Regions from separate parts of the Homo sapiens genome. Here region 2 is linked to region 1. Evidence: chromatin loops called from intact Hi-C (ENCODE). Cell type or tissue: heart left ventricle. All regions are shown on one strand. Links, peaks and the distances in the headings refer to the core of each region. The heading gives the core; the rest is flanking DNA. Region 1 overlaps PJA2 (praja ring finger ubiquitin ligase 2). Region 2 overlaps FER (FER tyrosine kinase).

Evidence for each region. Hi-C counts contacts between places; a loop is a spot of excess contacts. Peaks named below come from ENCODE experiments on the same cell type or tissue, not always from the same donor. Only the 100,000 strongest peaks of a DNase experiment are listed, where the experiment ranks them.
Region 2: it touches region 1 in a loop (3-fold over the local background); 1 of 110 quality-filtered maps calls a loop at or near these places.

Annotation. Positions count from the first base shown.
Region 1 is chr5:109,327,496-109,344,092 of GRCh38, forward strand. PJA2 (praja ring finger ubiquitin ligase 2) reads right to left here. Exons shown (of 10, transcript NM_014819.5): 10 at 7,227-9,861. The coding sequence ends at 9,736. Among named protein-coding and RNA genes, the nearest start is that of PJA2, 74 kb to the right of the region's middle. RefSeq lists a silencer at 10,553-10,847. In heart left ventricle, for the core only: no CTCF peak of the experiment used is centred there; no DNase peak of the experiment used is centred there.
Region 2 is chr5:108,779,533-108,796,129 of GRCh38, forward strand. All of the region lies in intron 2 of FER (FER tyrosine kinase), which reads left to right. It also overlaps the pseudogene RACK1P1. Among named protein-coding and RNA genes, the nearest start is that of FER, 40 kb to the left of the region's middle. In heart left ventricle, for the core only: no CTCF peak of the experiment used is centred there; DNase peaks (open chromatin) are centred at 7,669 and 8,799; H3K4me3 peaks cover 185 bases; H3K27ac peaks cover 356 bases.

The DNA.
Region 1 (16,597 bases), core at 3,821-11,820:
TAAATTCAAGTCCTAGCTCCAACACTGGTTGGCTGTGTATGATCTTGGGCAAGCCACTGTTTCTTCCTTAAGGGAGCTAATATAGTGGTTATTTAGATCATTAATTTTTTATTGATTCTCAGCACAAAGCAGTCAATGAACAGACAAGCATCTTTCACCAAGTTGCTTTGGCAACATTCTCTCAGGCTCCTGTTAGGCGCCTGTTCCTAGAGATGATGAGGCTATGGGTATTCATTAACCAAAGGGATTAACCATCTGGGATAGAGACCAATTAGGACAGAACAAGATCATGTAGAGTGGATTTAGTGTGAGACACAACAGGGACCCGATGTTTATCCCTGGTCAATCACAACTTGCTTTCTACCCAGCCCTTACCAGGCTTTAGAAATACAACAGGCTTCCTTTGACCACATCATTGTTCTTACCTATTTACAGGTGCGGACAGTGGTCACTGACACTGTGGACACCATAGGGGCTGGCAAGAAAAAAAATGATGGAGGCAGAATTCTGTCTGCAGTGGATATAAAAGTAACATAAATTGCATCTGCTGAGATCAGGTTTTTTTTCCAGGTAAGAGAGTAAATCAATTTCATGTTCAGGCTCCTCTCCTTAACCTCTTCAGGATTATTCTCTGTGATTGTTAATACAGATAATTACCAACTTCTAAGTTTTTTGATCCAAATGTTTAGTGTTTTCATCTCCGATGAAATAATGTTTAAAGGGTTATTGAGTTCACAAGGTTAGTCTGCAAGAATTATTAGTCATGTCACTAAAATTTATTTTGTTTGTACTTACCTTGAGTATTAACTCACTCACCTATGCAGTAAGCAATATAACAAAGCAGTTAAGGGCATTGGGTTGGAATCCTGACTCCCTTACTTACTCGCTATGTGAGCCTTGGCAGCTACTTAATCTTTTGATGTCTTTGGGGAATTATAATAGTGTTTACTTCTAAGTTTTATTAGGATTATATAAGGATTAACTAAGATGTTGCATGTAAAATGACCCAAAAATATTCCCAGCACATAGTATGCACTCAATAAACATTAACTAGTTTACTGTCACTGTGCTGCAACATTATTTTGTATCTCTTCCGTTCTTTATAACCAAAGAGCTTACTTAACTAAAACAGAGGCTCACTCAAATTCTCTCCAGTACTGGCTTGTATGTGTTGTTATAAGGATATCCATGTTTGATGTGGGTGGCAGATTGGGATAGGAAGTAAAAAGATGCCTGAGGAAAGGAAGGAGCTATGACTACTTCATTCTGGTGTTCCACTGGTCATGAGGCTCAGCTTCCTTCTCTCCCACTGCAGTTGGCTTCCTCTTCAATCCACTCTTAAGTATTTTCTCCCATTCAGTTTTTAACTGTTCTTAGTTTCTGCTTCCTCATCACTTAAGCATGTCATGACTCCTTACGACTTTAATATCCCTCCTCTTGCAACCCTTTTGCTTCACCTCCCCATTTCCTGTTAAGAATTCCCTATTTCCCAACATAAATTAGTGAGAGAAGCTGACAGACCTGCCTTATCTCCAGCACCGGGTCGCTGGTCAACCTCTGAATGCAGGAGCCTTGAGTCAGGTGCCCAACAGTCCAATCACCTGTGGCTGGGAGGAGTGGGGTTTTGAGGCCTATGTTGTCCCATCCCTTTAGCAGGGGCTATGGTGTTGAGAGACAATTCTTCCTCGATTTCTCGTATTTCTGCACATCTTCTGAGCAAGAAGCATGAACAGCTTTGTTCTGTCCTGCCTTTTCAAAGATGTTTGTATAGCAAATAGTCTTAGGAGACAGATATATTGTCCCCTACTCTCCTCCCAGGTCAGAGGACAGATTTGTTTCCTGGGCAAAATGAGGATAATGTCTTGTCCTGGGGCAGATTTCTAGCAGTTCCCTAAGATTGGGGTTTCCTAAGCTCAAATTTCCTCAGCTGTGACACTAAACTCACACTGTGTGTGTGCAGCACTCCTGAGGGACATTGGGGGGAAGGCAAACTGATGTAATTATGAAACTCATGCTGTCCACTGTGCTATGAGAAATGAAGTCCTTTGTCTCTGATCCAGGGGTCTTGTATATACTCCTGGGACCTAGGAAATTTGTTAGCTTGCAAGCAGGGAAAAACCCTGAATCCGTTGCAGTCCTTGACAATGAGAAGGGATATTCTCCTTCAGGTAGAATGGTCCTTGCAGGCACTGTGGTAAATTCATCCAATGCAGCATTCTGTTCTGCTTCCCCTTCTACTGAGTTTCACCTACATATAAATTAAGCTTTAGGCAGTTCTTCAGGGCCTTAGTTTTGGGAGAAAATGCATTATACAGTAATGGGGGTTGGGGAAAGAAGAACCCAAAGGATTGTGCAACATTTCTGTCCTCCCTGAGTGAACCTCGGTTATGCTCAGATTTGGCACCTCTGCTATATCATAGTGCTGCTGCTAAGTTGAGAGGGGGGACTGTCTTAACATGGCTGTGCATCTGCATAGCATTTATTTCCCTTAATGTCCAGTGCACTTTAACTTGGCCCATTCAGCTTCTGTGAGTCATAATACAGCAAGTCTGCCAATTTTACAATGATGCTTACTCCTTATTAAGCCCTTAGTAAGACAGTTTGCAGGGTTCATTGTGTTAGTGCTGGTACGCCAGCATAGTTACAAAAAAAATTATACAATATTTTGTATCAGAGCCTACATGACCAGCAGAAAAGCCGTGCTTCAGAATTGCCTGCTTTATGTTCTATTTTCTGGATAAAACCACACTGGATGCATATGTGTGAATGCTGTAGCACAGGGAGAAAACAAGCAAAAATAAAGCACAGGATATAAGGTCAAACACTGGAGTTTTGGTTATTCTATTCAACTCACCCCCATCTCCAGAAAATAAACTCTTGGCTGGCGCTGGTGGCTCATGCCTGTAATCCCAGCACTTTGGGAGGCTTGAGGCAGGTGGATCACCTGAGGTCAGGGGTTTGAGACCAGCCTGACCAACATGGTGAAACCCCATCTCTACTAAAAATACAAAAATTAGGGGGGGCATGGTGGCACATGTCTGTAATCCCATCTACTCAGGAGGCTGAGGCAGGAGAATCGCTTGATCCGGGGAGGCAGAGGTTGCAGTGAGTCGAGATCGCACCATGGCACTCCAGCCTGGGTGAGACTGCATCTCAAAAAAAAAAAAAAGAAAAATTCTTTTCAAATTTCCCTGGTTGTAAGTCATCATGGCCTGCTGTGGTCCATAGGGCATACGACCTCTTAGGAGATGGGTTCAACCCTTCAACCTATAACTATCTCAATATAGCTATAGATCCTTTGGGCTTGAGAGTAGGTGCTGGTAGCTAAAGTCACCTTAGGGGGCTCATTCTTTCCTTGCTTTTGTTTCTAGCTTTGGTAATCACAGAAGAGACACTAAGGCTCTGTGTGTCAGGCATTCCCCAAGCTAAGATGAAATCCTCTCTACTGAGTGAATCCAGCTGTGCTGGGGGTGGGCACGCTAACAGTCTCTTCATTACAATGGACACTTCAGGAGGCCAGGGATCTTGTCTATTTTGTTCACAGGTTTGTGAGAGTAGGCACTTTGTAAACATTAAATGGACAGCAGCTCAGGTTATACAAATATTTAATTTGTTGGGTTTAATGAAGGTGTTTTTCAGTGGATTGAGAAAGTATTCCCATTTTATATGTCCTAATATACTATTTTCATAAGCTCCCTAATTTGAAAATTTTTAAACATTTTCTTTCAGGTAGTATTTACTCATTTAGATGTGGGTTGTAACCAAGGTGCTCACTTGTGAATAGCTTCGTCATCCAATTGAGGCTGAGCTTGCTTCCCAGACAAGGCTGATCTTGTAAGCTCCTCATCCCTATCTTCATCCGCTTTAAAGGTCAATTTAAACGGAAATAAAAAGTCTAACACTCTAGAATGGCACCAAACCTAGAATACTGCAATACCAGGGTTGGGGGATCCTTGGTCCAGGTAAGGAGGAAGAATTATTTGTTGGGGCCAAAAGCTAGTCGGTATGATGGCATGTAGAGAAGCCCCTTTTAACAGCTGTCTGTAACAGTTGGGTTCTCTTCACAAGTCATTGGGACTAGACTAACAGAACTAGGGCACAATGTAAACGGCTGGATTTTTTAAAGAATTCTTTAAAAAAGAATTTAAAATGGCATTTATTAAGGATTGAAATCAAAAGGAAAGCCCCTGTCAAGTGTCTCTTCCTACGAATAAAACAACTTGGGAGTAGGTTCTGTACTCTTTGGAGTATTTGCAGTTGTGGAGGGCAGATGTCCATGGCTTCTAGAGGAACTGAAATCCAGACCTTTGGAAAGGGTAGCACAAATTGCTTGTAGAAAGATGTCTGGATAGTTAGCTCTTGATGGCTAAGAGACAACAGGATGCTATACACCTTTCAGGCCTGGGACAGTCTCTGCAGAACAGTTTAAGAATCCCAGATTACCAGGCAAAGGTAGGAAGTTCTCATTAGATCTTACTGGTGACTAAGAAACTTCACTAATCAGGGCCACATTAGAATCTTGGTCATCAGTACACAAATATCTTAACATGTTAGCAAAATAATATAGCAAGGAAAAAATATTTCTCAAAATTCTGAACAGATCCTAATTTTTTCTGATAAAACAAAACAAAAAAAACAAAACAGACTGCATCTCAAGCAATGTACTTAAATAATAACACTGATAACACTGATCAGGTAAGCTGTTCCTACTCAGGAAGGCAGCATGAAGTGGACAGAACCGACAGCATCTCCTTTAAGAACCAGGGCTCTTTGACCATGTCTGGGGCTCATTTTTTTTTTTTAATTTGTAAAGTTGAGACAATAAATCAACCCTGCAGACTTATTATGAAGATGAGATAAGATAGAAAGCCTACACTATGCCTAATATTTAGTGTTTCATAAATAGAAACTATTATTATAATGTAAAAATGCATTTAAAAATGAATCTTCGTAAGAAGAAACATTGTTATAATCTAAGGAAATTACTGACAGTAAGAAGTATCTTTCTAAAAAAATAAAGACCTCCTCCCTGTCAATGTTCACTATAAAAACTGTATATTGATTATATACTAATAATATAAGATGCAATAAATTACCAACTATATTAGTGTTAGGTTTCATAATTAATATTATGAAAATTACACTTTATTTTGACTTAATAAGGTTCCCGTCAAATTCTCAACTCTTGAAAGGTAATTAATATGTTTTTAAGAGTGTTTTATCTGAAATGTTCATCATTCTCCAAAAAGTGGTGCTATAAACAATGATGGAAACCAAGTATAACATATTTCCCTATGACTTTGCACATCAATGAAAAACATTTTTTTCAAACCCTTATTCATGCACAAATAGTGGTAGTACTGAACCTATAATTTAGATTCATTACTTTATAGAGAAAACAGAAGCAGGGTGATTACGTGACTTTGTCAAGGTCATGTTATTTCAAACACCACAATTTTGAGATGGGAAAAGGCGGACTCCAAAAATTATTAAAATGAGCTTGACATTGATCACTTAACAAATTCTAAGGCAGATTATTAAACAGATGTCACGTAAGGAGTTAGAAAAAGAGGCAGTATGGTTTCATTAAGAATGAGGCGTTACCAGCTGACTTCATTTCCTTTCTTTAATATACTAGTACATTAGGCTACTTCCAAAGACAGTGCATAGTGCATCTGTCTGCCAAACACACTAAAATTTTTAGTGTCCTTTTTAGGAAAGATGAAGAAACGGGCATATGAAGTGACTGGTAGTTACCGCAACAACTGTAACCAAATTACTAATTAACGGATCACTCACCTTAAGTGCAGTGTATAGTGGCATTCTAAAGAGGGTCTGTACTGCATCCCATTCAATTCAACATGTATCAACAACTTAGACAAAGCCACTACATACCAAAGGTATGCTTTATCAAAATTGGAATGGATGCAAGGCTAAGACGAAAAACCTGAATTCACAAGAACCTTCACAAATCAAATTCAGTAAGGATGAATGCTGTCCTTCAATTAGGTTAATAAGAGATTGTTTAAGTAAAGATTAGGCGGGGACTTGGCTTACCAGCAATACCTGTGAAGCTCAGCAAGAGACAGCAAACAGTATGACAGCCTGGCTAATAATGATGGTGGTAATAATAACATATACCAACCATAACAGCCACAGGAGAATCACTCTGAAGGTGGCAACAGTGCTCCTGAACCCTGCCCTAGTTCGACCACAGAACTGTGTTTAATTCTGAGCAACATACTTTAAGAGAAGGAGTGAAAGAGCCAACTCTAGGCTGGTCTGGAATAGATACCATGTAAGATTTCAGAAAGCGTGAAGCCTGAAGAAGGATATGAAGAGGTGACCACACAGGAGAAACAGGACTTTCTAATTTCACGTGTGCTGTTTATAGAGAAATTTGGTGACAATCTTCCAACAATGAAATTCATCCCTTGCAGGGGTGCTGAATGGCTCCATCCAGCAGTGGCTGAATGAAAATGATGATGAAATTATAAAAACATCAACAGTAGAGGTATACCACTGATGTTTCCAGCTCTGAGACTATTTTTCTAGTACATATTTAATCTATTAGAGGAGAATCAGAATTCTAAACTTTCTAAGCATCTAAACAAAATGATTAGTTTTTATCCAACTTTGTAAATTTTTTTGAGATAGGGTCTCACTATGTTGCCCAGGTTGCTCTTCAACTCCTGGTCTCAACCAATCCTCCTGCCTCAAGCCTCCTGAATAGCTGGGATTATAGGTGCACACCACCATGCCTGGCTAGTCTTTGTCTAATTGAATTGCGTAATTTATCAGCACCCAATTGACCCTTCTGAAATGACTGAGTTCTCTGAACTGTTTGAGAACCACAAGGAATCTTGCTAAACAGTTAGATTTAATAATATTTCCATGCCTGATTTGGAGAAAACCACTGATGTGAGGTGGGCTCCCTTCCTTATTAAGGGTTTCTGCAGTCCGGAGTCAGTGTGGAAATCAGGTTCTGCTGAAACCTACGGGATAGCTAAGGATGTCAGGGAGGAGAGGGCAAGGACTCAGAGACCCTCCAGCAGTAGGAAGTCCATCAACTACTTCTGTCTGGCTCTTTCTAGGGCTTTCTTAGATTATAGTTCAAGGACTTCTAACATCACATGCTCAGTAGTGTTATCTGTCATTAACTCTAAATCCTTCAGGGGTTACATTATAGAAGTGATACAATTACACAATTAAATATTAGAAATGACCACCGAGTATATTCTGTTTATTGTTTATGATTTACACAGAAAATGATGGGCTGGGGTTATAGAACAATAAACCAACCATTACATTTAGACCTGGGCTTTTGAAAAACTTGCATTCCATTTTAACAATTCGTATGTATCTAACAAATACATAAATCCAGATCACAAATAATCTTAAGAGTTAAACAATTAAGAAACACAAAGAATACCACATAGATCTACCTTTAAATATCAGCATTCATATTATAAGAAATAAGAAAATGTTAAAAAAATAAAATTAGGTTAAGTCACAACATAAAATAGAGAAATAAGATAAATGCTATTTTATTAATATTCATACTTATTTCTAATTTACCTTCATATAGTCTTAACTTTTTCAAAAGGATCCAAGATATGATCAAATAATATTTTAGTATCTGAACTTGCCAGCCTTAGCTTATACCAGAGCTTGTTACCATGAAAATCCTAAAACCTCAATTTTCTTTTTCTTTTTTAAAATTTAAGCCAACTCTTATTCAACTTTTCTTCTTCACAGCAGCTGTTTATAGATAGTAGGGAGCCAAGAATGAAGGACAGTAACAGATGGAAAGCAAAAAGTACAACAGCTATCTTAAGTTCAGCTCTCAACATTGCTGGTTGAGTTTGGAACCAAAACCTCTTAACAACTGGCAGATAATAGCTAAATCTTAACAGACAAAGAAGAAATATTTTCTTTGGGACAGCTGCTATCTAGAAGAAAACCAAGGTCCCTTAATATAGTCTAAATATAATGTGTGGCTTATTATAGAGAAATCTTTAGCAACGTAAGTTTAACCAGTAAGTGTCACAACTGATCAACAGTACTTAAAAGGAAACAAACAAAAATCACACTAGCCACAAATTTCCACCATATACACATGAAATTAATTTTAATCTGTTTTGACTCCTTGACACTAACTGATCATTAATGAAATATGATATGGAAAGATCACAGAGTAGAAAACAAGCAAAGATTAGTTTATACAACAGTGACTATATACATCAGAGGGAAAACATGCTAGCTAATGCAACATTAAGGCCTGAATGTAAGCATTTCCCAAGTCACAGAAGCCCCAAAGAACTCCTAAATTACAAATTCATCACATTACATGCATGCAATGTTCACTTTTGTTTTACCCATAAAAGGATACACAGTATTTTGCTGTAAATACCAGACACATTTACAATATATGCAAAAATTAGAATGCAAGTGTTATGTTCCTTATATTTAAGCCTCATATGTGCCAACAGTGAAAATTCATTTATTTTTAAGAATGAAAAAAGGAGACGGGATATAAATACTCAGAGAAATACACGAATAAGATGTAACTCTGCATTTGGGAAGCCATATAAATATTCCTTTTATGTGCCCAAACTAAATTATCAATGTACCAGTTAGACGGACATACACTCACTATGTGCTTTACTATTTTACTTGCTCAAATGTTCTACAGTCATCATTCTCTAGTGTTAACATCAAATCACATTTGTAAGTGAACTATTATGTCCATGTTTGCACATACTCGTCCACTGTGTGTGATCACCTGAAGGAGACATTGTGCATCTTAGTTTGGGGTTATATAATTACAAAGATGACCCTGTGCAAGTTTTCAGACCTTCCAAAATACTGTAGAAGCAAAATTACCTTAAACTAACTATAAGCAATATTAAACAAATGTGCCATGAGTGTTCTGGGCCTTCAAGTATAATTTTAACCAAGGAGAAACAGGTTGGGTAAGAGGTTAGAAAGAGTTTCATAAGGCCATCTAATTCAGCTCATTGTACCAAGCCCTGAGCACACTAGATTCTTTGTATGCTTTACTAACCTTACGTTAAGCACATCCACTGGTTTCATTAAGGATTTTACTACCTAACTTTATTTCAGGGGGAGTTACGTCTACGATTTAAAACTTTTGTAATGTTCTGGCCAAAATTTTAGCCTTCATTTGGCATTCTGAAAAGTTCTAATTTTAAACAAAAATGGACTTTCTGAAAAATTTCTCAGCATATGAACCAAGAGGTTATGATATAGCAAAATCAAAGGGACTAGTGAAAAAGCATACTTTAGAATTTGTTTCATTTCCAATGAAACCAAATTTTACTACGGTTGTGAACACAGTCTTTACATTTGATGCAAACAGGACAGCTTAATTATAATCACTTAGTGGCAGTATTACAGACAAAGCCAATAACGTATGCCACACAGATGATTATTTATTCTGGAGAGAGTCAACTGATAAGCTTGGCTTTACAATTAATACAAACATATTCAACTAAAGAAAATGGATGCACTGTCTCAACATTCAGCTTAAAAATGTTTAATACTTTCTGCAAACCTAAATTTAGTTTAGAAAGGTTAATATTCTTTCTAAACTATGGCATATACTATATATAGCATTTTTAAATATATTTATATATAATTATTTGCACATGAAATTTAGAAGGAATTTGCAGATTTACTTTGATACACTGATCTCATTTCAACTGTCAAGGTTTAGGGTGCTTCTGCAATACTGTCATTTGAAGGTGGGGCATCAGGATCAGGCTCAGAGGAAGGAGCTGCAGATGCTTCAATAACCGCAGGTGGGAAATGACGGCGGCACACAGGGCATGTTCCCGACTGGAGAAAAAAAAAATGTTAAGAGCCACCAGAATCATCTTAACTGCCACACAAGTAACTTAATAAAGAAAAAACAGTGTCATTATCCTAATAATAAGACTCTTAACAACAAAAAACAAACTTCAAATCCACACAATGCAGAAAGACATAATTTTAATACCTTTTCCTCCCTGCCCAATCAGACTCTAGTTTCTTTGAGGGTAAATGATGTCTCTTATTCATGTTCGTATCTTTAAGGTCATTCATCCTCCTTAATTTAGTGAGTTTTAATTAAGAGCTGCTAAACTCAGCAGTGATGCAATGGCAGAGGGTGAGCAAAGAATCATGGCACATGTCCACATGGAGGTCAGAGTTTAGCTCAACAATAATCTGAATTATCATTATTTAGTCTATTATGCGTTTACTAGAGAAACCACAGACCTACTTTAATTCACACCAAATCATTTATGATTTGGTGTGAATTAAAGAAGGTCTACGATGAATTAACGTAGGTCGATGGCAAATTAAAGCCTCATTTTAGGGTAGCACAGATATGTCAAAGCAGATGGACTTCAGACTTTCTTTCTAAGCCATGACATTTCTTTCCAAAAAGAGATAAGAGTGTTAGGTGCCTTCTAAATGACAAAACAATCAACCACAGACCTTGGAGAGAAGGTGGGAAGGAGAAAGCAGTTATACTAGGAGCACAACATTCTAGGACCAATGGACGATTATAGAGCTACGTTATCTGATAACAGATTATCCCCTTGCAAATCTGGTCTTTTTCCCAAAGAGAACTCCCTGCTGGAAGGGAGGCTGAAGAGATCATGCTGTCGAAGGCAACAAAGAACTGTATCTTGGGAACATTCTCCCCAGAAAAAAAGCAGGAAAGGCTTCACACTAAGGTATTTCCTGACAGGAGAAAGACTGAAGAGACTGTTACTTTGTGTTACAGCAAAGTCTCAAGTACAATTCAAGGCTGTACAACATATATTACGTTTACCGTTTAAGAATCCATTTCAGGCCAGGCACGGTGGCTCATGCCTGTAATCCCAGCACTTTGGGAGTCCGAGGTGGACAGATTGCCTGAGCTCAGGAGTTCGCAACCAGCCTGGGCAACATGGTGAAACCCCGTCTGTACTAAAATACAAAAAATTAGCTGAGCGTTGCAGCATGCGCCTTTAGTCCCAGCTACTCGGGAGGCTGAGGCAGAATTGCTTGAACCCGGGAGGCGGAGGTTGCAGTGAGCTGAGACAGCACCATTGCACTCCAGCCTGGGCAACAGAGTGAAACTCCGTCTCAAAAAAAAAAAAAAAAAAAAAAAAATTTCATTTCAGCAAACATTTATTGTGTACTTGCCATACAGATTGGGCCCCAACAATAACATTTTAGAGTCAAATAGATGAGTGTGGTCTTGATGAACTACATACTAGCTATTTAAACTTAGACAAGTAACAATCATTAGAAAACGGGAATAAAGATAACAATAAGTCCTAAAGTACTGTGAGGATTAAAGGAGAAATCATGAATCATTAAAGAGGAATCATCTAACAGTGACTGACACACAGCAGGCACACAAAACACTGCTTCTTAAGTCTCTGAAGCTATCATGGGAATTTAAAGACGGCATTTATTAAGGACAGAAAAGGTGGAATTTAAACTGCACCTACCTATATCATCTAATCTTACAGATGGTATAGGGAAAAATCATGCCAGACTTCAGGAGCAAATGCATAGAAACATGAGCAAGTGTACAGAAAAGTAAATCTGAAGAAACAAGTTGGGGGTCTAAATCACAGAAGGCCTTGAATGTCAAGATTAAAACTTCAGATTATTCCACAGGTGACTGGAGGTCCCTCTCTTTCTTTTATGAGAAGGGAAGTACATTATCAGAACTACATTTCAGAAAATGCCTTTAATGATGGCATGATAGATAATGAAGATTTGGAAGAGTGAGGGGATAGGAAGAGGCGAAGATGATGAGAAATTAGTTAATGGGTATAATGTATGTTATCCAGGTGATGGGATATCCTAAAAGCCCTGACTTGACCACTACATAACCTATGCATGTAACAAAGTTGCACATGTACCCCACAGATTTATGCAAATAAAAAAGAAATGAAAAGAAAGTACCTCTAAAGGAAGTAAGGAAATAAAGTAGGTCACTACAATAGTAGTTAAGACAACAAGGGTTGAAGGTCTAATGTATGGGAGTAGAAATGAAATGAGGGAATGGACCTCACAGACTCAGCCATGCTCGAAAATTTTAAGAGTTGGTGGCTCTGCATTTTCTGCTTCCCCAATAATTTTAATAACACCTACTTCCACTACTACCACCATCATGTACAGACACTGAAAAAGTCATTTTCTACTGAATTCTAACTTTCATTAGTAATAAGTTTACCATTACTTTTCCTATATGTTTACTATGTGCCAAACACTATATTAAATTCATCATGGATTACCTACTTCAACTCTTATAAAAACACTAGAGGTTGGTATATTGTACAGCACAGCCATCTAGGCTGTATTAACAAAATGCCAGATAAACAGATTAAGAAAAATCACCTAAAATATTATTTCCCAAATTTTGTTCTGGGAGAAGGGAGAGAGCAAGGAAAGCAGTATTTTAAAACTAATTCAGAATCCAGCATTATACCTCAATCCAGAATACCAGGAAGTCTCATGAGACTTGAGACACACATTATCTCTATGCAGACAATACTCCTCAAATAATACACATTAGCACGTGCTGTTTACTGAAGACTGCTAGCTGGTCTTTGTAACTTGCACCATAAGTTTTTATTTGTGATTTTGTTGTTAATAAAATAAAAACACCTCTAATTTCTAATAATAGCTTTCATCTGATATGATTTGTAAAATATTTACTGGGCACTTACTACCTGACAGGCACTATGGGTTATCTCATACAGAGATATTTTATAAAAGAACAGTGAACATTTCTAAACTGGATTTCAGAGATTTTAAGTGGAATTTTGAGAAGAACAAAGTGGCAAATAGAAATAGAGGAACAGCAAAGAAAGGAAAAGGAAAGACGGAAGGAAGGAAAGGAATGGGAAAAGGGAAGGAGAAAAAAAGCACTGGTTTATAGGGAAGAAAGGGAGTTGTATTCCTAAGTAGATAATTTGGGAAAGTGACTTGGGAATTCCTAGTGAACTGGATGGTAAATATCCTTTATGCAAAAACAGAGTTCACAGAGAAGACTGAAATAAAACACTTCCTTTATTTAAATAATTCAAATATGCTTAAGATTTATTGGGTCCCTCCCCCTCCCCCTCCCCCTCCCCCTCCCCCTCCCCCTCCCCCTCCCCCTCCCTCTCCCCACGGTCTCCCTCTCATGCGGAGCCGCAGCTGGACTGTACTGCTGCCATCTCGGCTCACTGCAACCTCCCTGCCTGATTCTCCTGCCTCAGCCTGCCCAGTGCCTGCGATTGCAGGCTCGCGCCGCCACACCTGACTGGTTTTGGTGGAGATGGGGTTTCGCTGTGTTGGCCGGGCCGGTCTCCAGCCCCTAACCGCGAGTGATCCGCCAACCTCGACCTCCCGAGGTGCCGGGATTGCAGACGGAGTCTCGTTCACTCAGTGCTCAATGGTGCCCAGGCTGGAGTGCAGTGGCGTGATCTCGGCTCACTACAACCTACACCTCCCAGCCGCCTGCCTTGGCCTCCCAAAGTGCCAAGATTGCAGCCTCTGCCCGGCTGCCACCCCGTCTGGGAAGTGAGGAGCGTCTCTGCCTGGCCACCCATCGTCTGGGATGTGAGGAGCCCCTCTGCCTGGCTGCCCAGTCTGGAAAGTGAGGAGCGTCTCCGCCCGGCCGCCATCCCATCTAGGAAGTGAGGAGCGCCTCTTCCCAGCCGCCATCACATCTAGGAAGTGAGGAGCATCTCTGCCCGGCCGCCCATCCTCTGAGATGTGGGGAGCGCCTCTGCCCCGCCGCCCCATCTGGGATGTGAGGAGCGCCTCTGCCCGGCCGAGACCCCGTCTGGGAGGTGAGGAGCATCTCTGCCCGGCCGCCCCGTCTGAGAAGTGAGGAGACCCTCTGCCGGGCAACCACCCCGTCTGAGAAGTGAGGAGCCCCTCCGCCCGGCAGCTGCCCCGTCTGAGAAGTGAGGAGCCTCTCCGCCCGGCAGCCACCCCATCTGGGAAGTGAGGAGCGTCTCCGCCCGGCAGCCACCCCGTCCGGGAGGGAGGTGGGGGGGGGTCAGCCCCCCGCCCGGCCAGCCGCCCCGTCCGGGAGGGAGGTGGGGGGGTCAGCCCCCCGCCTGGCCAGCCGCCCCGTCCGGGAGGGAGGTGGGGGGGTGAGCCCTCCGCCCGGCCAGCCGCCCCGTCTGGGAGGTGAGGGGCGCCTCTGCCTGGCCGCCCCTACTGGGAAGTGAGGAGCCCCTCTGCCCGGCCAGCCGCCCCGTCCGGGAGGGAGGTGGGGGGGTCGGCCCCCCGCCCGGCCAGCCGCCCCGTCCGGGAGGGAGGTGGGGGGGTCAGCCCCCCGCCTGGCCAGCCGCCCCGTCCGGGAGGGAGGTGGGGGGGTGAGCCCTCCGCCCGGCCAGCCGCCCCGTCTGGGAGGTGAGGGGCGCCTCTGCCCGGCCGCCCCTACTGGGAAGTGAGGAGCCCCTCTGCCCGGCCAGCCGCCCCGTCCGGGAGGGAGGTGGGGGGGTCGGCCCCCCGCCGGGCCAGCCGCCCCGTCCGGGAGGGAGGTGGGGGGGTCAGCCCTCCGCCCGGCCAGCCGCCCCGTCCGGGAGGGAGGTGGGGATGTCGGCCCCCCGCCCGGCCAGCCGCCCCGTCCGGGAGGGAGGTGGGGGGGTCAGCCCCCCGCCCGGCCAGCCGCCCCGTCCGGGAGGGAGGTGGGGGGGGGTCAGCCCCCCCGCCCGGCCAGCCGCCCTGTCCAGGAGGTGAGGGGCGCCTCTGCCCGGCCGCCCCTACTGGGAAGTGAGGAGCCCCTCTGCCCGGCCAGCCGCCCTGTCCGGGAGGGAGGTGGGGGGATCGGCCCCCCGCCCGGCCAGCCGCCCCGTCCGGGAGGGAGGTGGGGGGGTCGGCCCCCTGCCCGGCCAGCCGCCCGGTCCGGGAGGGAGGTGGGGATGTCGGCCCCCCGCCCGGCCAGCCGCCCCGTCCGGGAGGGAGGTGGGGGGGTCAGCCCCCCGCCCGGCCAGCCACCCCGTCCGGGAGGGAGGTGGGGGGGGTCAGCTCCCCCACCCGGCCAGCCGCCCCGTCCGGGAGGTGAGGGGCGCCTCTGCCCGGCCGCCCCTACTGGGAAGTGAGGAGCCCCTCTGCCCGGCCAGCCGCCCCGTCCGGGAGGGAGGTGGGGGTGTCAGCCCCCCGCCTGGCCAGCCGCCCCGTCCGGGAGGGAGGTGGGGGGAGTCAGCCCCCCCGCCCGGCCAGCCGCCCCGTCCGGGAGGTGAGGGGCGCCTCTGCCCGGCCGCCCCTACTGGGAAGTGAGGAGCCCCTCTGCCCGGCCAGCCGCCCCGTCCGGGAGGGAGGTTGGGGGGTCAGCCCCCCGCCCGGCCAGCCGCCCCGTCCGGGAGGGAGGTGGGGGGGGGGTCAGCCCCCCTGCCCGGCCAGCCGCCCCGTCCGGGAGGTGAGGGGCGCCTCTGCCCGGCCACCCCTACTGGGAGGTGAGGAGCCCCTCTGCCCGGCCACCACCCCGTCTGGGAGGTGTGCCCAACAGCTCATTGAGAACGGGCCAGGATGACAATGGCGGCTTTGTGGAATAGAAAGGCGGGAAAGGTGGGGAAAAGATTGAGAAATCGGATGGTTGCCGTGTCTGTGTAGAAAGAAGTAGACATGGGAGACTTTTCATTTTGTTCTGCACTAAGAAAAATTCCTCTCTCTTGGGATCCTGTTGATCTGTGACCTTACCCCCAACCCTGTGCTCTCTGAAACATGTGCTGTGTCCACTCAGGATTAAATGGATTAAGGGCGGTGCAAAAAAAAAAAAAAAAAAAGAAAGAAAGAAAGAAAGAAAAAAAGAAAATATGTAAATAAAGAGAGATAATGTACCATAAAAAAAAAAAAAAAAAAAAAAAAGATTTATTGGGTAAATATTTGAAGACAATATATAAAAACTGGAATAGGAGCTACTTGGTAGGTTATTAAGTATCTCTCATATACATTTCAGAAACACCAACCTGTATTAGCAGAATAGCTGTATATTGTTATAGTACTTTGAGTAGTGCCAAAGGCTTCTCTGCTTTAGATACTTTTGAAAACACCAAATTTCAGGGTTATGATTAAAATTCTAATCAGCTTTATTCTAAAATGAGTTTTCAGATATTTAATCACTTCCTAAAATGATTAAAAACATGTTGTTATTATTGTCTATATTTTTAGACAATGTTAGTAAAATAAAATATTTCCATATTATCCCTGATCTGTAATCATTAAATGCAATCAGGTTTTTAACAATGAATTAAAAAGTACTACAAATTTGCGGCTAAATAAAACAGGTTTAAAAGATACTACTATTGGCTGGGCGTGGTGGCTCATGCCTGAAATCCCAGCACTTTGGGAGGCTGAGGCAGGCGGATCACCTGAGGTCAGGAGTTCGAGACCAGCCTGACCAACATGGCGAAACTCTGTCTCTACTAAAAATACAAAAAATTAGCTGAGCTTGGTGGTGGGTGCCTGTAATCCCAGCTACTTGGGAGGCTGAGGCAGGAGAATCGCTTGAACCCTGGAGGCAGAGGTTGCAGTGAGCCGAGATCGAACCACTGCACTCCAGCCTAGGTGACAAGAGCGAAACTTT
Region 2 (16,597 bases), core at 5,066-13,065, 550 kb before region 1:
GTCATTTTGGAGGCTACCAATATAAATGTTGTTGTGTTTTTACTTTCAAATTGTACTTGTTCATTGCTGGTATGTAGGAAAGCAATTGACTTTTGTGTATTAGCCTTGAAGCCTGCCATTGCTGTAATTGCATATTAGTTCAAGGAGTTCGTTGGGTCAATTCTTTCAGATTTTCTACACAGTCAATCTTGTCATCTGTGAACAAACACAGTTTTATTTTATTTTTTCCGATCAGTACACTTTAAAAATCTCCTTCTTATCTCACTGCATTAGCTAGGACTTCCAGTAAGATGTTGAGAAGGAGAGGTGACGGGACAACCTTGCCTTGTTCCGGATTTTAGTAGGATCAAAATAATAAAATACTAATTACCACCTCCATCCTTTGTACCATTGCTGTTATTTATTACACTTATAGATAAACATACATAAGCATATATCTGTATACACACACATAAGCATACATAATCGAATATATTGTTGCTGCTATTTTGAACAAATGCTTATGTGTTAGATCGACTGAGAGTGAGAAAAACACATAAGCATACATAATCAAATATATTGTTGCTGCTATTTTGAACAGATGCTTATGTGTTAGATCAATTGAGAGTAAGAAAAACAAATGTTCTTTAAATCTTACCTTCACTTATTCATCTCCAGTACTTTTCTTTATATAGATCTCAATTTCTGACCTCTATCATTTTTCTTCCCCCTGAAGAACTTTTCTTTTGGACATTTCTTGCAAGTTGGATCTACTGGCAACAAATTCCCTCAATATTTATGTTTGAGAAACTATTTCTCTTTCACTTTTGAAGGATAATTTTTCAAGGTACATAATTCTAGGTTAGTGGGTTTTTTTTTTTTAATTTTTTACTTTTTATCTTAAGATTTTAAATAATTCACTTCACTCCCTTCTTGCTTATATGGTTTTGGAGGTAATGTCAATGTAATTATTCTCTTTGCTCTTTGATAGGTAATGTCTTTTTTCCACTGTCTTCTTTCAGGATTTTTTCTTTATCTTTTATTTTCTGTAGTTTGAATTGTGATAAGCCTAGGTGTAGTTTTTTGTTGTTGTTGGTTGTTTGTTTTTTAATCATTATCCTGCTTGGAGTTTTCTGAGCTTTTTGGATTGGTGGTTTAGTGCTGACATTGATTTGGTGAAATTGTCATTTATTATTGTTTCAAATATTTTTTCTGTTCCTTTCTCTCATTCTTCTTTTGGTATTCCCATTACATGTATGTTACACCTTTTTTAGTTGTCCCACAGTTTTTGTATATTCTGCTCTGTATTTTTTCAGTCTATTTTCTGTTTGCTTTGTAGTTTTTTTTTTTAGGTATCTATTGGGATATCCCTTAGATATTCTTTCCTCAGCTGTGTCCAGTCTACTAGACTGAGCCTATCAACTTAATTGAACCCAACATAGGCATTCTTCATTTCTGTTACAGTGTTTTTGATCTCTGGTGTTTCTTTTTGGTTCTGTCTTAGAATTTTCATTTCTCTGCTTACATTGCCCATCTGTTCTTATATGCAGTCTATTTTATCCATTAGAACCCTTAGCATATTAATCATAGTTGTTTTTAGTAATTGAGCTGATGATTCTCACATCCTTTGCCATGTCTGAGTCTGGTTCTTATACTAGCTCTCTTTCTTCAGACTGTGTTTTTTTGTTTGTTTGTTTGAGATGGAGTCTCACTCTGTCACCCAGGCTGGAGTGCAGTGGTATGATCTTGGCATACTGCAACCTCTGCTTCCTGGGTTCAAGCGATTATCCTGCCTCAGCCTCCCAAGTAGCTAGGATTACAGGCGCCTGCTTACCACACCTGGCTAATTTTTGTGTTTTTAGTAGAGATGGCATTTCACCATGTTGGCCAGGCTGGTCTTGAACTCCTGACCTCAGGTGATCCACCTGCCTCGGCCTCCCAAAGTGCTGGGATTACAGGCGTGAGCCACCGTGCCCAGCCCAGCCTGTGTTTTTTGCCTTTTAGTGTGACATATAAATTTTTCTTGATAGCTGAAGCTGATGTCTTGGGTAAAAGGAGCTGCTGTATAGGTCTTTAGTAATGTGGCAGTAAGGTGTTGGGGGATAGGAAGCATTCTACAGTCCAATGATTATATCTCAGTCTTTTAATGAGTCTCTGTGTCTCTGGGTGTGACCTTCACAGATGTTTGTTAGCACTATCCCCGTCTCCCAAGGTAAGACAGCATGGCTAGTATGGGCTGCAATTGGTATTTCCTATTTCCCTTCCTATAAGTTAGTTAGACTCTGATAGAACCCCAGCAGGCTCTGACTAAATAGTTTCTCCTGAAGGAAAGACCTTATTAAGAACAGAATGTTCTAGCTTATTTAAAAATGATTTTGTTTTCCCTCCCTCTGTCAGAAGTAATAGGGTTTTTTTTTTTTCCCCCACCCTGTCATACATACTGTGAGAACCATATTGATTTACTGGAGGTGAAACTAATAAAAGTATGAAGGCTGTCTTATGACTGAGTCCCCCTGGCTTTTTAAGTTTCCCACTTGTTGGCACTGAGCCTTCAGCAGTTTGTCAATTACAGTTCAGTTTTTCCTACCCTGCACTGGTTCCTGCAGAGTTTTCTGCTTCAGTTTGATGGGATTCTTTGCAGTCACCTGTTCCTCCAGTTTGTGGGGCAGTGGTTTGCCGTGTGACTTCATTTCTCTTACTGATCCTAGAAGAGTTGTAGATTTTTCAGTTTGTTTAGCTTTTCTTGTTGGTAGGATGGCCTAGTGACTTCCAAGTATTTTTTTTTTTTTTAAGAGATGAAATTTTGCTATGTTGCCCAAGCTGGACTCAAACTCATGGCCTTAAATGATCCTCCCCCTTCAACCTCCTGCATAGACCACGTTTCTTACATGCCCAGTAGAAGCCAGAAGTTGCAACTTGTTTTATCTTGTTCACATGAGCAAAATATTTTACTTTTGATGAGGTCCATTTTATTCATTTTTTCTTTTTTGGATTGTGGTTTTGGTATCAAATCTAAGGACTCTGCCTAGCTTTAGATCTGAAAGATTTCCTCCTGTATTTTTTTTCTCTAAATGTTAGCAGCTTTATGTTTACATGTAAGTCCATAATCCTTTTGAGTTAAATTTTTGTTTTCTTTTTATTTTTTTGGTAGAGATGGGGTCGCGCTTTGTTGCCTAGGCTGATCTTGAACTCCTGGGCTCAAGCAATATGCCTGCTTTGGCCTCTCAGAGTGCTGGGATTACAGGTATGAGCCACTGTGCAAGGACTGAGTTAAATTTTGTAACAGTTGCCAGTCAAGTTTCTTTTTTCTTTTCTGCCAATAGATGCCTAATTGCCCCTGTACTGTTTGTTGAAAAGGCTATTCTTCTTCTATTGAATTACTGTTAGCCCTTTGTCAAAAATCAGTTAAACATATTTGTGTTGGTTATTCCTGGATTCTCTGTTCTGTTTCATTGATCTATTTTCTGTCTTCTACTAATAGTACACTGTCTTGATTTCTGTAGCTCTACAGCAGGCTGGACCATATTTCTTTGAATTATCTTTCAGTCTGGCTCTCTTTCTCTTCTCCTTGCACTCTGATGATACAAATGTTGGATCTTTTGTTGTTGTCCCACAGGTCCGTGAGGCTTTCTTAATTTTTTCTATTTTTTTCTGTGTTGTTTGGATTGGGTGAATTCTGTTGTTCTGTCCATAAGCTCATTGACTGTATCCTGTGTCATCTTCACTCTACTATTGAGCCTATCTAGCTTGTCTTTTGTTATTGCATTTCTTAGTTACATAATTTTCATCTGGTTATTTTTATAACTTTTATTTCCTTGCTTTGATCTTCTATTTTTACATTTGTTTTAAGAGAATTTACAATTGATTGTTGAAGCATTTTTACGATGGTTGTTTTAAAATTCTTGTCAGATAATTTCAACATCTGATTCATCTAGGTGTTTGCATTGGTTGATTGTCTTCTCTCATTCAAGTTATGATTTTTCTTGGTTCTTGGTGTGACAGGTGATTTCCATTTGAAACTTAAATATTTTGTCTAATATGTTAGGAGATTCTGAGGGCTAGTTCAACCTTTTATTTTCACAAGCAATCATCCTGTTTAGGTTTATCATGCAGGTCTTAGCCTATATTTTTGTGGGTTGTGCTTCCAATGATAGTTTAATTTTGAGTCTGCACTGTTGTTTTGGTTGGCTTCTTGTATCTAGTGGCACTAGGGCTCCCACTGGTCTCTGCTGATGCTGCCTGAGGGAGTAGGGATTCATTCTTAGGCTGAGTTAGTGTATATCTATTGCTGGGGAAGGGATGGGCTGGGATTTCCTTACCATGCTCCCTGCTACCCTGATGTCTCTGGACAGGGGAGGAGAGTCTTGGACATGTGGAGAACAAGAGGCTTCCTGAGATTGGATATCTAGCAAAACTGGGTTTGGCTTGCCAGTTCTGACTGCCTGTTCTGATGTCTGTGGGTAGAGAAGGAGATCCTCAGACCTGTGAAGGCTGAGGTTCTTGACTGGTTCCTGACTAGGCCCTCTGGTTTCATGCCTGTCTTTGTTTCTCTTGATGGAAAAGGGGAATCTCGATTTGCCATCATCATGACTGAGCAGATGACCCTTTGTGGCACCCTCAGGGCCCCAACGGCTGGGTAAACCAGACCACTGCTACTCCACAGTTCCTGGACAAGATCCTGTCCACCTCTCAAGACAAGAGCATCATTACGTAGAAATTGAGCAGGGAAGATTCCAACTATGGCATCCCACAACATGCTCTGTGGGGTCACTCCCACTTTTTTAGTGACTTGGTCACCTCCTCAGATGGTCACATTACCCTCTCAAGCTCCTTGGATGGAACCCCATGCCTCTAGGATTTCACAATGGGCATCACCGTGAGACAATTTGTGGGCCATACCAAGGACGTGCTGAATGTGGCCTCCCCTGACAACCAGCAGATTGTCTGTGGATCATGAGATAAAACCTCAAGTTATAGAAAACCCTGGGTGCCAAGACCAGCTTGTTCGTGGAGACCCTAACTCAGCGGCGCTAGAGGAATTAAAGACGCACACACAGAAATATAACATGTGGAGTGGGAAATCAGGGGTCTCACAGGCTTCAGAGCTGAGAGCCCCAAACAGAGATTTACCCACATATTTATTGACAGCAAGCCAGTGATAAGCATTGTTTCTGTAGATTATAGATTTACTAAAAGTATTCCTTACGGGAAACAAAGGGATGGGCTGAAACAAAGGGATGGGCTCTGGCTAATTATCTGCAGCAGGAACATGTCCCTCAGGCACAGATCGCTCCTGCTATAGTTTGTGGTTTAGGAATGCCTTAAGTGGTTTTCTCGCCCTGGGTGGGCCAGGTGTTTCTTGCCCTCATTCCGGTAAACTGACAGCCTTATAGCATGGGAGTCATGGCCATCATGAACATATCACAGTGCTGCAGAGATTTTATGGCCAGTTTTGGGGCCAGTTTATGGCCAGATTTGGGGGCCTGTTCCCAACACCTGGGTGTATGCAGATACACTGTCTAGTATGAGAGTCACAGAGTGGGTGTCTTGTGTTCGCTTCTTGCCTAACAGCAGCAACCCTATCACTGTCTCCTGTAGCTGGGACAAGCTGGTCAAGGTATGGAATCTGGCTAACTGCAAGCTGAAGACCAACCACATTGGCCACACAGGTTATCTGAACACTGTGACTATGTCTCCAAATGGATCCCTCTGTGCATCTGGAGGCAAGGATGGCCAGGCCATGCTGTGGGATCTCAACGAAGGCAAACACCTTTATATGCCAGATGGTGGGGGCATTATCAACACCCTGTGCTTCAGCCCCAACTGCTACTGGCTCTGTGCTGCCATGGGCCCCAGCATCAAGATCTGGGACTTAGGGGTAAATATCATCGTAGATGAACTGAAGCAAGAAGTTATTAGTACTGGCAGCAAGGCAGAACCACCCCAGTGTACCTCCCTGGCCTGGTCTGTTGGTGGTCATTTGTTTGCTGGCTACACAGACAACCTGGTGTGAGTGTGGCAGGTGACATGGGCACCTGCTAGAAGTTTATGGCAGAGCTTTAGAAATTAAGAAACGAACAAACTGGAAAAAAAAAAGTGGGGAGTCTCAGGCCTTATGGTGAAGGAGAGTGTTTCCCCTGGCTGTTTGTTTTTGTTGAGGTTCCTAGTTAATCTCTCTTGCTGGTGGTGTCTGGCTTCCTTGATATTTGTCAGAGGGACATCTATTCTATTCTGGGAGGAATTAGCCTGCATGGGCTGCCTTCTGCCCCTAGGCTGTGGCTGGGAAAAACCAGGTCTGTGTGGCCTTCTTCACTTGGGTGAGGTAGGCGTAAGTCATCCTGCCTCTGTGCTGTTCTTCTTGTTGTAGGGTTACAAAGGAGTTTGCCTTCTTCTTTCCACCTTCCAGAGTTCTTCGTTTGTCTCTTGCAGTATTTGTTTATATTTGTGCTTAGTGGGGATTAACTGGAAAAAATGGTCTGTGCCATCTTGTCTGGACCACAAGCTGGGTTTTCCTTCTAATTTCAGTTTCTGTGGCATGTGAGTGTGCAGGTAAACAAGTGGAGAGATACTCAGCAACACCCTGAGTTTGGCTTTGTTGGAGGCCCTGAGATTTACTCACTTTTAAAAGAGTTCATTAAACATCCTCTATGCCTGGACTTAAATTTCATTCACCAGTTCATCATAGAGTTCTGGAAAATTGTAAGCCAGTGCTGTCCTCCCTATGTTTTCTAAAGCCCTATGCTGGTACAGAGGGACTTTCTCTTTAGATATTTTCTTGACTTTCCCTAGTTTGGTCTATTCACTCTCTGCCTGCTTCTTTTCATATTGGAGTATCCAGTGTGAAGTCTCAGGATTTTGTTAACTTTTCTTTGCCAGAATATCTTCTGGCCTGGTTGGGGTAGTATTGGACTCACTGAAACCATGCTGTGAAACTTACGGAATAAGGTTGTACTCCTTTATTTGTTGGTGATATGTTTAAATTTTTGTTTTGTGTTTTTTCTTTTTTTGAGACGGAGTCTTGCTCCATCACACAGGCTGGAGTGCAGTGATGCGAGGGGGGCTCACTGCAAGCTCTGCCTCCCGGGTTCAAGTCATTCTCCTGTCTCAGCCTACCAAGCAGCTGGGGCTACAGGAGCCTGCTAGCACGCCCAGCTAATTTTTTGTATGTTTAGTGGAGACAGGGTTTCACTGTGTTAGCCAGAATGGTCTCGATCTCCTAACCTCGTGATCCGCCCACCTCAGCCTCCCAAAGTGCTGGGATTACAGGCATGAGCCACCGTGCCCGGCCAAATTTTTGTTTTTTCTTAAACCCTATTTTTTTTCACTATTGTCAGTAGGAGCTTTTGAAGTACTGCTTGATGATGAGATTTTTGCAGTTTTTACATCTTCCTCTAACTTTTGACATTGCTAATGATGGTGGTGGCAGCCTATCTGGAGCAGCTGCTGTGGAGACGCCAGCTGTGGCTGGGGAGGTGTGGCCAGGGCTGCACCCATCGGGGCTGTGCACTCTGCAGAGCCAGCAGGGGCTGGGAACAGGCGGGAGCTTTGTGCTCCTGGGTGCAGCTGCAGCTGCCCAGCTGCAGCTTGGGGCCCAGGAAGCCCCCTGCCCCTGTAGGCTTGAAAGTGCCTGCTCTCACCCCCTGGCCTCTCCCTGCTTCTGGCGCCTGCTCCAGGGTGGAGCAAAGCTGTGGCCAAGTCCAGGCACTGTTGCAACCCGGCCAGGTATGTGCATGCTCAGAGTGGTGCTGATATGCCAGCCCCTTGCCACCATCGTCCCCTCTGGACTTTGGGTATCGACAAGCGTAGGAGGGGGGCCGCAGGGGCTGAGGGCAGCTTGGCACCAGCCTGCAGGCGCCTCTTGGGACAGTCAGTTTGGGTGCCGTGGATGGCATGTTAAAGGCAGACAGGTTCCTAGGCAGAAAGGGGTGGGTCCCTGGTGAAACTTTACCTCAGGCCAGCGATGGCCTGAAGCCTGGGGGCTGGGCTGCCAGTTCTAGGTGAAGTCCGTGGCCCAGAGTGAGAACTTCATTGATGACTGTTTGGCAAATTTGATGGGGCTTTTTCTAGGCCCACCATGGCTGCCCATGGATGAATCAGTATGCAGTTCCCTGATTCTGAGCACATAAAAATCCCAGGCTCAGCCAGACACACATTAATCCAGATGACCTGCTTGCAGAAAGGAGCTACCCACTATGGGTCTCCTCCGCTGAGAGCTGGATGCTTGTTGGGACAACCTGCCTGTGGAAAGGAGCTGCCCACTACAGGTCTCCTCCCTTCTGAGTTGGGCACACATTGGGACAACCTGCCTGCAGAAAGGACCTACCCACTTTGAGTCTCCTGAGAGCCATTCTGTCGCTCAGTGAAGCTCCTCTCTGCCTTGCTCATCCTCCAGTTGTCTGCATACCTCATTCTTTCTGGATGTGGGACAAGTGCTTGGGACCTACTGAATGGTGGGACTAAAAAGAGCTGTAACACGAGCACAGTAGAAACATGCCCTCCAGTCACTACGCTGCGTGCAACGAGAAAGAGAGAAGATCTGTGGCCCTTCTGGGATTCCAGAGCTTGGGGCTACCTGAGCCAGGACTGTGACATGCTGTAACACCCTTTTTGGGACTCTGTGGTTCCTGGTATCTCTGAGCTTTCTGGTGCCATCGTTTTCCCCCTGTCCAGATGCTACTGAAGCTACGTGTTGTATGTCTGGTCCAACTGCAGCCTTGCACAGAGCCAGCGCCTGTGCTGGTGCCTGCCTGGAGCTGCCTGTCCTGCAGCAGCTGGTGTGCCTGGCTGTACACAGTGGACAGATCCCGCGCTTGCTCACTCACACACCCCTTGCTGCTCCACTCCTGGCTCACCCTTGGCATGTGTGGGATCCAGGCCAGTAGTGTGAGCTGAGTGCAGCCTGCCAGGCTGAGTGGATGGAATGAGTTCAGCGGGCACAAGTGAAACCCAAGCAGAGGCACCACTGGCTACAGAGGTTTCTGGCTGGCAAAGCAACACCCTAATGATCCTGCGACACTAATATCTTTTTTTTTTTTTCCCTCCTGATGCCTGTGACTCTGCCAGACCCCTGTTATCTTTTTGCTTACTTAATTTCTATCCTTTGGTTGGTTTCTCCTCCTTTCAGTCTTGGACTGCCAGGTTCTCATGGGTTTTATCCTTGACTCTCTGCTTTTCTGTCAACATTCAGTCTGTTGGTTTCATCTGTCACCTTTAAGTAATTGACTCTTGAATTTGGATTTTTAACCTTAATATTTTACCTAAAGGTAAAACTTGCAGCTGAAACGATTATAGTTTACTCAAAGTAGTTCCATATTCTTGTTCTTTCATTTCTATTGATACTGTCATGATTATTGATTTCTAAAGCCTTAAAAATTTTATTGAATTGTCTCTCTTTTGTTCACTAAATCCATTCACTAGGTCAAGAATCTTTCATTTTAATTCGCATTGACATTGTCAATTCTAGATCTTCATTTCTCAAGCTATGTTGGTATAATGGCTTCTTATGTCTTATTAGCTCCCAAATCAAAATCTATCTTTGTGTCTCTTTGTCCTTCTGTTTATTGAACGATAACATACACACAGAAAAGTGTACAAATCATAAGTGTTCAGCTTGATGAATTTTCACAAACTGACCATACTTGTGCAGCTAGTACCAACAAATTAATCTTTTTAAACTATTGTATTCATGATCTTGGTTTTCAAAAATTGTAACCTTGTGTTAACAAAAATTAATTTAAGGAGTTTGGGCTTTATTGGTTTCTTGAGCAGAGGACTAGCAGAAGATAAATTGGCATGCCATCTCCCACTACTTGTCACATAGAGTTTAATTTTGGAGATGTTTGCTATTTTAACTGTATCTCATACTCACTTTTTTTTTTTTGCCTTATACATCTCTATTTCCTGAAATACATTTCCCATTTGACTTTCTATATTCTAAATCATGATCATTATTTCAGTCCTAATTCATATCTTGCCATTTCTAAGAAATTTTCTGGGTTATTCCAGCTTTAATTAACTTGCAGTAATATTTGCAATAACAACAACAAAAACCCAGGAGATATCTGAAATATCTACCAACAGGAATTTTCTTTTTCTTCTTCTTCTTTTTTTTTTTTAAAAGACAGTGTCTCATTCTGTTGCCCTGGCTGGAGTGCAGTCTTGGCTCACTGCAACCTCCGCTTCCCAGGTTCAAGTGATTCTTGTGTCTCAGACTCCCAAGTAGCTAGGACTACAGGTGCACGCCACCATACCCAGCCAATTTTTGTATTTTTAGTAGAGATGGGGTTTTGCCATGTTGGACAGGCTGGTCTCGAACTCCTGACCTCAAGTGATCCACCTGCCTCAGCCTCCCAAAATGCTGGGATTACAGGTGTGAGCCACCACACCTGGCCCACCAGCAGGAATTTTTGATGAGAGAAAGGTAAACATTGTTATTACAATGCATTTAGAAACAGAAGTGATATTTTTCCAAGTTACAGAATAAAATGAACCACAATATCAGATACAGTTTTTTTTAAAAAATGTAAAATATTCGTTGGGTGCAATGGCTTGTGCCTGTAGTTTCAGCTACTTGGAAGGCCGAGGTGGGAGCATTGCTTGAGGCCAAGAGTTTGAGGTGGCAATGTGCTATTATTGTGCCTGTGAATAGCCACTGCACTCCAGCCTGGACAACATAGGGAGATCCCATCTTAAAAAACTGTATGTATACATATATGCATACACACCACACACACACACACACACACACACACACACACACACACTCTTACATACATATACATATGTGATTTTTTTTCTCTATTTGGAAAACTCTAATTTTTACCATGTCTTCAAATAAGATTATTGAAGTTAGAGAGCTAAAGCTCTTGCTTTTCTGTGTAGCTTAGAGGATATCAGCTGAATTAACAAGAAATTCACCTCTGGTATGGATGAACTAGAATGAAAGATAAAAGGTGTTTTTCTTCATTTCTTCTAACTGGCTCTGAAAGATTTTACTGCCTGAAATTCTAGGAAACTGGGGTACCAAATAAATTCTACCATCATTTTCAGGATTTATAATAAACAGGGTATTTTGGGGAAGCTTATGCTAACTGATCTTTAGATAATTATAAGTTATGCTGTAGTAATTTTTTTAAACAGCTTTTTTGAACTATTATTTATAACCAAAGAATTCAGCCGTTGAAATTGTACAATTTGTTTTTAGTACATTCACAGTTATGCAGGCACTACTACAATCAATGTTAGAACATTTTCATCACCACAAAAGGAAATCCAGCACCCACTAACAGTCATTCCTAATTTCACCCCACATTTGCCAGCCCTGATCAACTAGTAATCTAGTTTATAGATTTGCCCATTTTGAGCATTTCTTATTAATGAAATCATACCCTGTGATCTTTTGTGTCTGGTTTCTTTGACCTAGTAAAACATTTTCAAGGTTCATCCATGTTGTAGCCTGTATCAATACTTCCTTTTCATTGCCAAATTATATTCCATTGTATGGATGTTGTCCCATTTTATTTATCTGTTCACCTGTTGATGGATATTTGGGTTGGTTCTACTTTGCAGCTATTGTGAATAATGTTGCTTCAAACATTCATATGCAAGTTTTTGTATAGACATATGTTTTCATTTTGGTCGGGTATATACCTGGGAGGTGAATTTCTGGATCATATGCTAACTCTATGTTTTACGTTTCCAGGAACTGCCAAACTCTTTTCCGCAGTGGTTGCACCATTTAATGTTTCAGCTAGCAAGGGATGAAGATTCCATTCTCTTCAGTGCTAAACTACATGTCTGTCTTTTTTGATTAGAGACATTCTAATGGTGTGAAATAGTTATCTCATTATAGTTCTGATTTGAATTTTCCTGATATATTGAGCATCTTTTCATGAGCCTATTGGACATTTGTACATTTTTCTTAGAGAACTGTCCATTCAAATCCTTTGTCCATTTTTTTGTTCGTTTTTCTTATTATTGAGTTGTAAAAATTCTTTATGTCCTCCATCCAGAAGTTCCTTATCATATATATATACACACACATATGTGTATATACATATATATGATATATATATATACATATATATATGATTTGTAAATATTTTCTCCCATTCTGTAGGTTGTCTTTTCACTTTCTTGATGGTGTCCTTTGAAGCATGGAAGTTTTAAATTTTGATGAAATCCAACTAATGTGTTTTTATTTTGTCATTTGTGCTTTTGTTGTTGTATCTAAGAAACCATTGCCTAAGCCAAGGTTACAAAGATTACTTGTATGTTTTATTCTGAGAATTTTATAGTTTTAGCTCTGATACTTAGGTATGTCATCCATTCACAGTTAATGTTTTGTGTGCGGTCCAAGGAAGGCATCCTGCTTCATTGTTTTGCATGTGGAAATCCAGTTGTCCCAGAACCAGTTGTTGAAAAGACTTTTCTTTTCCAATGGAATGGACTTGGCACCCATGTAGAAAATCACTTTACCATAAATGTAAAGATTTGCATTTGGCCCCTCTAGTCTATTCCATTGATTTCTATGTTTATCCAGATGCCATTACCATAGTGTGTTGATCACTGTAGCTTTTTAGTAGGTTTTGAAATCAGAAAGTGTGAATCTTCCAACTTCGTGCCTCTTTTCAAGTTATTTCATGTTATTTTGGCTCCCTTACTTTTCTGTATAGATTTTAGGATAGCTTGTCAAGTTCTATAAAAAAGCTAGCCGAGATATTAATATGGATTGTGTTAAATTTGTAGATCAAATTGGAGAATCTTTCTTAACAATATTAAATCTTTTGATCTGTGAACATGAATATTTCAATTTACTTAGTTCTTTTAAAATTACTTTCTTTTTTGAGACGGAGTTTTGCTCTTGTTGCCCAGGCTGGAGTGCAGTGGGCGTGATTTTGACTCACTGCAACCTCCACTTCCTGGTTAAGTGATTCACCTGCCTCAGCCTCCGAGTAGCTGGGATTACAGGCATGCGCCACCACGCACGGCTAATTTTGTATTTTTAGTAGAGACGGAGTTTCTCCAGGTTGATCAGGCTGGTCCCAAACTCCTGACCTCAGGTGATCCACCTGCCTCAGCCTCCCAAAGTGCTGGGATTACAGGTGTGAGCCACTGCACCTGGCCCTAAAATTACTTTCAACAGTGTCTTAAGCTTACAAGTTTTGCTTTTTTTTTTTGTAAAATTTATTCCTAAGTATTTTATTCTTTTTTGGTGCTTTTGTAATAGAATTGTTTTCTAATTTCATTTTTGGATTGTTCAATGATGGTATCTAGAAATATAATTTATTTTTCTATATTGTATAAATATAATTTATTTTGTATATTGACCTTGTACCCTGTACTATTACTTATTTTTTGTTTATATTTTAAATTTTGTGGATACATAGTAGGTATATATATTTATAGGGTACATGAAATATTTTGATACAGACATGCAGTGTGTAATAATCACATCAGGGTAAATGGGGTATCCATCACCTCAAGCATTTATCCTTTGTGTCACAAACAATTCAATTATACAGCTTTAGTTATTTGATAATGTACAATTAAATTATTATTGACTATAGTCACCCTGTTGTGCTATCAGGTACTAGGTCTTATTCTGTATATATTTTTTGTTCCCATTAACCATCCCAACTTTCCCCCTGCTTCCCACTACCCTTTATAACCTGTTGTAACCATCCTTCTACTCTTTGTCTCCAGGAGCTCAAGATTGTCTTTCTGTGTCTGGCTTATTTCACTTAATATAATGACTGTGTCTGGCTTATTTCACTTAACATAACGACCACCAGTTCTATCCATGTTGTTGCAGATAACAAGATCTCACTCTTTTTAATGGCTGAATAGTACTCCATTGCGTATATGTACCACATCTCTTTATTCATTCATCTGTTGATGGACACTTAGGTTGCTTCCAAATATTGGCTATTGTAAACAATGCTGCAAAAAACATAGGAGTGCAGATATCTCTTTGGTATACTGATATCTATTTTTTTTTTGGCGGGGCGGGGGGGGTGGTTATATACCCAGCAGCGGGATTGCTGGATTATATGGTAGCTCAGTTTTTAGTTTTTTGAGGAAGCTCCAAACTGTTCTCCATAGTGGTTGTACACATTCCCACCAGCAGCAGTGTTTCAGGATTCTCTCTTTTCTACATCCTTACTATTTGTTTTCTGGTTGTTTTATGGTCTTTTTCCTTTCCTGTCTTCCTGTCTTTCTTTTAGGGAAGGTAATTTTCTTTGTTAGTATGACTTAATTTTACTTTTTTTGTATTCATTGTATGTTTTTTTGATTTGAGGTTACCATGAAGCTTGCAAATACTGTTTTATAACCCAGTATTTTAAACTAATGACAAGTTAACATGATTGTATAAACAAACAAGCAAAAAGAAAACTAATGAAAACTCTACACTTTAACTTTGACCCCTCTCCGCTTTTTAACTTATTGTTTCTATTCATAACTCATTGTACTATGTCTTGAAAAGTTGTAGTTATTATTTTTGATTGGTTCATCTTGTCTTTTTTCTGAAGACCAGAGTAGTTTACACACCACAATTACACATTATTATTATAATGTGATAATATTCTTTGTTTTTTTGGTGTACTTACTTCTACCAGTGAGTTTTGTACCTTCAGATGATTCGTTACTGCTCATTAATGTCCTTTTCTTTCTGATTGATTAATCCCCCTTAGCATTTCCTTTTTTTTTTCTTTTTTTTTTTTGAGACAGAGTTTCACTCTTGTTGCCCAGGCTGGAGTGCAGTGATGCAATCTTGGCTCACTGCAATCTCCGCCTCCCAGGTTCAAGTGATTCTCCTGCTGCGGCCTCCCTAGTAGCTGGGATTACATGTGCCCGCCTCCACGCCCAGCTAATTTTTTGTACTTTTAGTAGAGACAGGGTTTCACCATGTTGGCCAGGCTGGTCTCAAATTCCTGACCTCAGGTGATCCACCCACCTTGGCCTCCCAAAGTGCTGGGATTACAGATGTGAGTCACTGTGCTTGCCCCCTCCGCACCCCCCCCCCTCCCCGCACCTTAACATTTCTTATAGGACTAGTGTGGTGCTGATGAAATCCTTCAGCTTTTGTTTGTTTGGGAACATCTTTATTTCTCATTTATGCTTAAAGGATATTTTCACCAGATATGCTATTCTAGGGTAAACTTTTTTTTTCCTTCAGCACTTCAAATATTTCATGCCACTCTCTCCTGCCATGTAAGATTTCCACTGAAAAGGCTGCTGCCACACATGTGGGATCTCCATTGGATGTTATTTGTTTCTTTTCTCTTGTTGCTTTTAGGATCTTTTCTTTATTCTTGACCTTTGGGAGTTTGATTATTAAATGCCTTGAGGTAGTCTTTACATTAAATCTGCTTGTTGTTCAATAACCTTCTTGTACATGAATATTTACATCTTTCTACAGGTTTGGAAAGATCTCTGTTATTATCACTTTGAATAAACTTTCTACCCCTATCTCTTTCTGTACCTCCTTTTTAATTCTAATTACTCTTAGATTCCCTTTTTTGGCTGGACATGGTGGCTCATGCCTGTACTTTGGAAGGCCAGTACTTTGGAAGGCCAAGATGGGAAGATTGCTTGCACGTAGGAGTTTGACAGCAGCCTGGGCAACAAAGTGTGACCCCTTCTTTACAAAAAAATTTTAAAATTAGCTGGGCATGGTGACACATACTTGTAGTCCCAGCTACTCAGGAGGCTGAGACAGGAGGATCTCTTTAGCCCAGGAGGTTGAGGCTGCAGTAAACTGTGATTGTGCCACTGTACTCTAGCCAGAGGGAGACCCTGTCTGGAAAAAAAGAAAAACTTTCCCCTTTTGAGACTATTTTCTAGTTCTTGTAGGCATGGTTTATTCTCTTTTTTTGTTTTCTTTTTTTTTTTTTTATGTTCCCTCTGACTATTTTTTGTGCCACTGTACTCCAACCTGGGAGACAGAGGGAGACCCTGTCTGAAAAAAAAGAAAAAATTTCCCCTTTTGAGGCTATTTTCTAGTTCTCGTAGGCATGGTTTATTCTCTTTTATTCTTTTTTTTAATTGTTGTTGTTCCCTCTGACTATTTTTAAATAGTCTGTCTTCAAGCTCACTAATTCTTTCTTCTGCTTCATCGATTCTGATATTAAGAGACACTGATGCATTCTTCAGTGCGTCAGTTGCATTTTTCAACTCTAGAATTTGTGCTTCATTCTTTTTATTTATTTCAATCTCCTTGTTAAATTTATCTAGATAGAATTCTAAATTTGGTCTCTCTGTTATCTTGAATTTCTTTGAGTTAACTTTAAAACAGCTATTTTGAATTCTCTGTGTTAAAGATCCCATATCTTTCAGGCCAGGATTGGTTCCTGGTGCCTTAATTTAGTTTGTGTATGGAGATCCTGTTTTCCTGGATGGTCTTGAATCTTGTGGCTGTTCGACAGAGTCTGTACATTCGAGAGTTAGGTATTTATTAGATATTTATTGTAGTCTTCACTTCTGTGCTTTGTTTGTACCTGTCATCCTTGGGAAGGCTTTCCAGGTAATACAAGGTACTTGGGTGCTGTCATGTAAGCTGTATCTGTATTAGGGGCCACTTCAAGCCCAGTAACACTATGATTTAAGTGGACTTGTA